2 separate regions of the Homo sapiens genome follow, and region 2 is linked to region 1. Evidence: chromatin loops called from intact Hi-C (ENCODE). Cell type or tissue: HCT116. All regions are shown on one strand. Each heading gives the region's core, and the rest is flanking DNA. Links, peaks and the distances in the headings are about the cores only.

Region 1 (2,928 bases), core at 125-2,624:
TAAATAGAGGACATTTTTATGTTTTGCAGACTTATTATGTGTGTATTTGCATATAAATATATATAATTTGCACATAATCTATAATTACAAAAACTTTTTTTTTTTTTTTGTAAAGGTCAGGACCTGATATTTTCTGAAATTGGTAGTGGTTAGGAGGTGCCTAGAAACAAAAGACTATCATCACTTAGCCAAATTGCTTTGGGGCATGGACCAAGGGGGCGTGGAAACCAGCAGGGAAATATAGATCAGATTGGGATCAAGTGAAACATTTGAGTTTTCCAGGTAAACATATCACAGGGCCTTGAAAATAAATTTTAAGAAGATAATTTTACATTGTATTTATTTGTCTGAAATGCTTTGGAACTGATCTCTAACAGGAATGCTTTCAGACCTACACAAACATATCACTTGCAAAATTTAGACTCTTATAAAACACAAAAGGTGTTTATGAAGTTGAATATAAACTGCAGAGTTATCAAAAACTATCCCCCAAGGCACGTTAGTTTTTAACTGTAAATCAGAATTCAAGGGAAGGTGTAAAACAGGGAATGCAGAGATGTTTCTTCCTTGCTCACAATGCCCCTGGAGTCCAACATCAGATCCATGCTGCAGCAAACTCTCCATCAGAAGGGCCAGCCAAGGAGGAGGGTGCTTTACTATATGAATAGACCAGACTGTCTCAAAGAGATTAGCCCATGCCAGTAACAGTTCTTAGACTAAATCGCTCTATTTCAGAAGTTCTTTCTAAAACCCTTATTTCTGAATCAAAAACATGCCCTTTTATTAATTTGTATCCGTGTTCTCCTGAAATAGGAACAATTGACAAAAACCATGGTCAAGGATTGCCATGTAACACTGACTTCAATCAAGCATAGGTTCGGGAGGGTGTGTTTCATATGAATTTCTTTTCATTAGGTCATATAGCTAACATTAGATGCTAGAAAAGTCTGCAGCTCCCATAGAGGAGGGAGATGTGAAAATCTGGTGCTGGCAATGATGGCAACTTGCCATTCTGACAGAATTGCACAATCAGCTTCCAGGACACGTTTCACCAGTTTATTTTAGGAACCAGTGAGCTACACTAGAGGGCAGACTAACCTAGACCTTTTTATTCCCTTCCAATGAGAGTCTAATCCATTGTGTCTGACATGAAGCATTACAGAAATAGAATCCTACAAGTGAATAAAACTGTGACACTGTTTCATTATCGTTGATGAGGATTGTGCCTCAGATGGTTTCTCCTTATTTAACTTTGTACTGAGGGCATTTAATATCTTAAATACTTAATTTAGAGAAGGTTTAAGGAAAACAAAACAAAAAGCCTGTGAAAATAGTGGAGGGTGTACGATTATTACAGCTATGTTATTGCAAAGACAAGCATCACTGTGAGAGTGTGATAATGACCAGGAACACACAGAAACCTTCTCCAGAGGAACATGAAATCTATAAGACATTGTCACAGTGAGATAAATTAGATCCATAATGGCAATTTTTGCTTAGTATGGTGCTTTGTAATTTCTCATTTTTAAAACTATGAAATCTCATTTTCTTTTCTTTTGTGTGACTGTGAAGCAGTCTAAGGGTCAAGAGGACAAGCTGTGTGGAAATGGGTTATCCTGGAAATAAATTCAGCATTGCTCTAGCTGGGATTGTCCTATACCACCTTGGAATCTTTAGTCCTTTTAGTGATTTTAGGATGTGGTGGAGGAGAGGGGTATGGAATTTTCAGGATTGTCATTGGGCATAGATGTTGTCATGAAACTGGTTGATTGACACAACTGCCCACTAGTCATTCTTTTAAATTATCCAACTCACGGGTGTAAGAAATAAATATTTTTCATAGCTAGTGTATTAATCAAGATTCTTCAGCGATAAAACCAATAGTATATTTATTTATTTATTCATTCATTTTAAAGAATTGGCTGATGTGATTATGGAGACTGAGAAGTCCCAAGATAGTAGTAGTCAGCAAGCTGGAGACCCAGAGAGTCAATGGTATAATTCCAGTCTGAGTTCAGAGGCCTGAGAACCAGGAGAACTGGTGGTGCAAGTTCCAGTCTGAATTAGTTTAAACGCAATAGAAGATCCGTATCCTAGTTCAAAGACAGTTAGGCAGAGAGAGCATGCAAATTCTCCCTTACTCAAAGGATTGGGTGAGGCCCACCCATATTGGGTAGGGCAATCTACTTTACTCAGTCTACCAATTCAAATGTTAGTTTCATACAGAAGCATCCCACAGACACAACCAGAACAGTGTTTGACCAATTATCTGGGCACGTAATGGCCTAGTCAAGTTGACACATTAAATTAGCCATCACAGTTAATATCTTGTTTGTGTTTACTTTGTGCTTACAGATTATAAATCACTTTCATAAACATTATCTCTTTGTCCTCACTACAAGCTAGGTAGGGCAAATTTTCATTAACGTTATCACAAGGGGTTATTATGCATAAGTAATTATTAAGACACTGAATGGTCTTCATGTCTTTTATGAAAATGAAGCATAGAAAGATTTTGCAACTTGAGTAACAAGCAATTTGTATTACTTCTTTCAACTCTTAGTCCTAGGCTCTTTTGACTACATTTTACATTTATTTCAAAGTCTAAGCAACGATAGCTACAGCAACTGCCAAATCTCCAAAAGATGAATATTCTGACATACAATGTAAAAATTTCCCTTGCCAAATTTGTCCTGTGTTAAAATATACATAGTGCACCTGTAGTAGGCTTGGCACATTAAAATAAATGCAACTTGAAGTCAGTGGTGGCAGGGGTTAAAGTGGGCAAGAAATAAATGGAATAAGTATGTCAGTATAATTAATAATCACAGAACTCCAGAATGCTCCCTGCTCAAAGACTTCTTCCCCGTTAATGATTCAGATTTGTCAGCCCCGTTAATGATTCAGATTTGTCAGAGATTTCCTTTT
Region 2 (2,928 bases), core at 176-2,675, 280 kb after region 1:
CAGAAATTATAGGCTGTGATGCGTATAGTATTCTTGCCTCTTCTGGAGGGTGCCTTTGTGTTGCTGGAGCACATACACCCTTTCCCTGTGGTCTACAAGCCTTGGATCTGGGGAGTAACAGTGTGGAGATCTACCTGTCTTGCTGCTGCTCAAGACCGCATTTCTGTCTGCAAGTTCCCTCAATGAAGCACCCTTTATCGGCAAACTGAATTTGTCTGCATGGCTCTTTGGTTTCTCAACTCCTGCAGCATTTGGGGACTGCTTCCCGTATACAGCCCTTTCACACAGCAGTAACTCATTCCACCTCCCTGTGCTTCAGTTTTCTTATTTGTTAAATGGAGATGGTAAAAATTCATATTTTGTAAGATAGTTCTCAGGAAGAAATGAGTTAATATATATAAAGCTCTTGGAATAATGCCTGACTTCAAATAAGTGCAATATAAATGCTGTTATTATTAAGTTATCTTCTGTTTTCTGCAGAGTTGGTTTTTCTGTTTTATTAATTTGGTCTTTTACTTTGTGCTTTTGGTTTTCATACATATATATATATATATATATATATATATATATATATATATATATAAATATATATATATATATATATAACATGTATATTTGTTATCCAATCACTTTTAAGAATAAAGAATGGGGCTCATTATTCTAGTTAATTTGTGTAGGTTTCCTCCGCTGCTGTGTGAATAGGTCTTTTCTCAAAAACTCCCCTTCACTGCTTTGAAATTTGACTGGCAGTTTATGTATGTAGGCAAGGGCGTGTTAAACGACCTGCTTTGTTTCAATATGAGTGATATGGATATCAGCTGACAGGTTGCAGTTTCCCTAAATGCTAAAACAAAGAGGTTTTAAACCTCTATACCCCCAATAAAAGCCTAAGCAGTTCAGCCACTTTATTTATCAAGGAGATTCCACTTGCTGGTGTAGGGAAAGAGGGATGAGAGGCACTGGGGAGAAATTTGGTTCAAAGACCTCCGGATAATCCCGTTTGCTCGACTTCCCATGTCTGCCTTCTGCCTCATTTGCCAACTTCATTTGGTGCCTCCAGTGAGAATACTGACTTTCACCTCCACCTCCACTGCAGTCTGCTCTTACTGGATTTGCATCTGCACTTTGCTCTGCTCCATTTCATATTTCAATAGGTTTTTATTCTCTTTCTGTATTTCAAAAATGTGTTGGAATCTCTGTTCAGATGTTAACTCTCTCCAATTATCTTCTTTGTTAATGAAATCCATTTTTTGTTACTTTTATATATCTTAAAATCACTAGGATTTCCAGGGAGTCCTGAGATTGATGGGAAGTTTGTTGCTCATTCTACTCTCTTGATCCGGAACTGACATCACAAATATTATTGTTGAGATCACTGCAGATTACCAGTTAATGACTTATCCCCCACCCTGCCCCACCCCGCTTCTTGATTCTGGAGCAATTGACAACAAAGCTAAAAGTCTTGTCTCAAAAAAAAAAAAAAAAAGACCACACATAAACAGTGACAATTGATGCATTATCTCTTCCAAAAACAGAAACCATGACTAATAGATGTTTGACTCTAATTGCTTCAATCAGTTAAGTCATTCCTTCTTCCTAGGAGGAGAAGTAAGAAGTAAAGAGAATAGCTGGTGCTTGATCCCTGTCTTAACCCATTTGGGGTGCTGTAAAGGGATGCCTGAGGCTGGACAGTTCATAAAGAAAAGAGGCTTAATTGGCTCATAGTGCTGCAGGTTGTACAAGAAGCATGGCACCAGCATCTGCTTGGCTTCTGGTGAGGGCTTTTGTGCTGCATCAAAACATGGCCTAGGAAGTCAAAGGGGAAGCAGGCATGTATGAAGTGGGACCAAACAGGAAGTGGGACCTCTCTTTCTTTATAACAACCCATGCTCAAGGGAAATAACCCATTCCCATGAGGACTAATTCTGTCTAGCCAGAAGGAGAACGCACACTCATTACCTGGAGGATAGCACCAAGCCTTTCATGAAGAATCTGCCCCCAGGACCCAAATATCTTCCACTAGGCCCAACCACACCACCACAAATTGGGGATCAAATTTCAACATGAGCTTTGGGTGAGGACAAACAAATAACCAAATCACAGCAGTCCCAAAGACTTGCCTGTGTGGTGAGAAGTATTAGTAAGTTCCTGTTTTTGAGCTGGGTAGGAATACAGAGTGTAACATGGTAGAGATATCCTTTTCCATTTATTTTACAGCTAAAGTACCTGAAACTTTGGAGGTTAAATGACTGGCTCGAGGGTATGGAATTGATAAATGATAAAGTTGGATTCTTAGATTTCTAACTTGGCGCCCTTTAATTCTTCAATGCTGCATCCCTGCTCTATGTTATGGTACTATGACCTCAAACATCAAAACACGAAATCTTCAAAGACGTATTTGATGAAGTTAAAAATATTTATTAATATTTAGAACTATCTTCTCACATGATCACAATACTGTAATTCCTAAGGTAAGAAAGGGAGCTAATATAGTTTAGAAATTCCAAAAAATATACTAGAAGCAAAAACATTTTCAAGTTCTCACTAATCTACAACATCTTATTAACCAGAATTTCGTGCCCTTTGCCTCACTTTTCAGGCTTTCTGGTATATAGTTTTCTAACACAGAAAATATTTTTATTTTCTGAATTTCTCATTTCAGTCTTTGAGTTTCTTAGGAAATAGTTGACTCCATTCCTATAAGTGCCCAGTAGTAAATCACAAGTGTCTGTATTTCTTAGTGCCAGAAAAAGCACAAAACGAAAAGGCTCCCTCAGGAGACATACATGTTGTGAGCTTCCATGACCGGCAGATGGATGGAATTTGGTGAAAGTCCATTTTACATGTGGATGGCTCCTAACATAGCTCTTCTCACAAAATAGCTGGTGATGACATTTGGCCATTTTCATGAAGCATCTCATTTTTTCC

The links. Peaks named below come from ENCODE experiments on the same cell type or tissue, not always from the same donor. Only the 100,000 strongest peaks of a DNase experiment are listed, where the experiment ranks them.
Region 2: a loop joins it to region 1, with 2.2 times the contacts of the local background. A loop is called at or near these places in 1 of 110 quality-filtered maps.

Annotation. Positions count from the first base shown.
Region 1 is chr5:82,640,479-82,643,406 of GRCh38, forward strand. No RefSeq gene overlaps it. Among named protein-coding and RNA genes, the nearest start is that of MIR3977, 200 kb to the right of the region's middle. In HCT116, for the core only: a CTCF peak has its summit at 1,070 (motif pointing right); a DNase peak (open chromatin) is centred at 1,073.
Region 2 is chr5:82,916,986-82,919,913 of GRCh38, forward strand. The region is part of intron 2 of LOC107986430 (a long non-coding RNA gene); the gene reads left to right. All of the region lies in intron 2 of LOC105379051 (a long non-coding RNA gene), which reads right to left. Among named protein-coding and RNA genes, the nearest start is that of LINC01338, 59 kb to the left of the region's middle. In HCT116, for the core only: no CTCF peak of the experiment used is centred there; a DNase peak (open chromatin) is centred at 1,416; H3K27ac peaks cover 510 bases.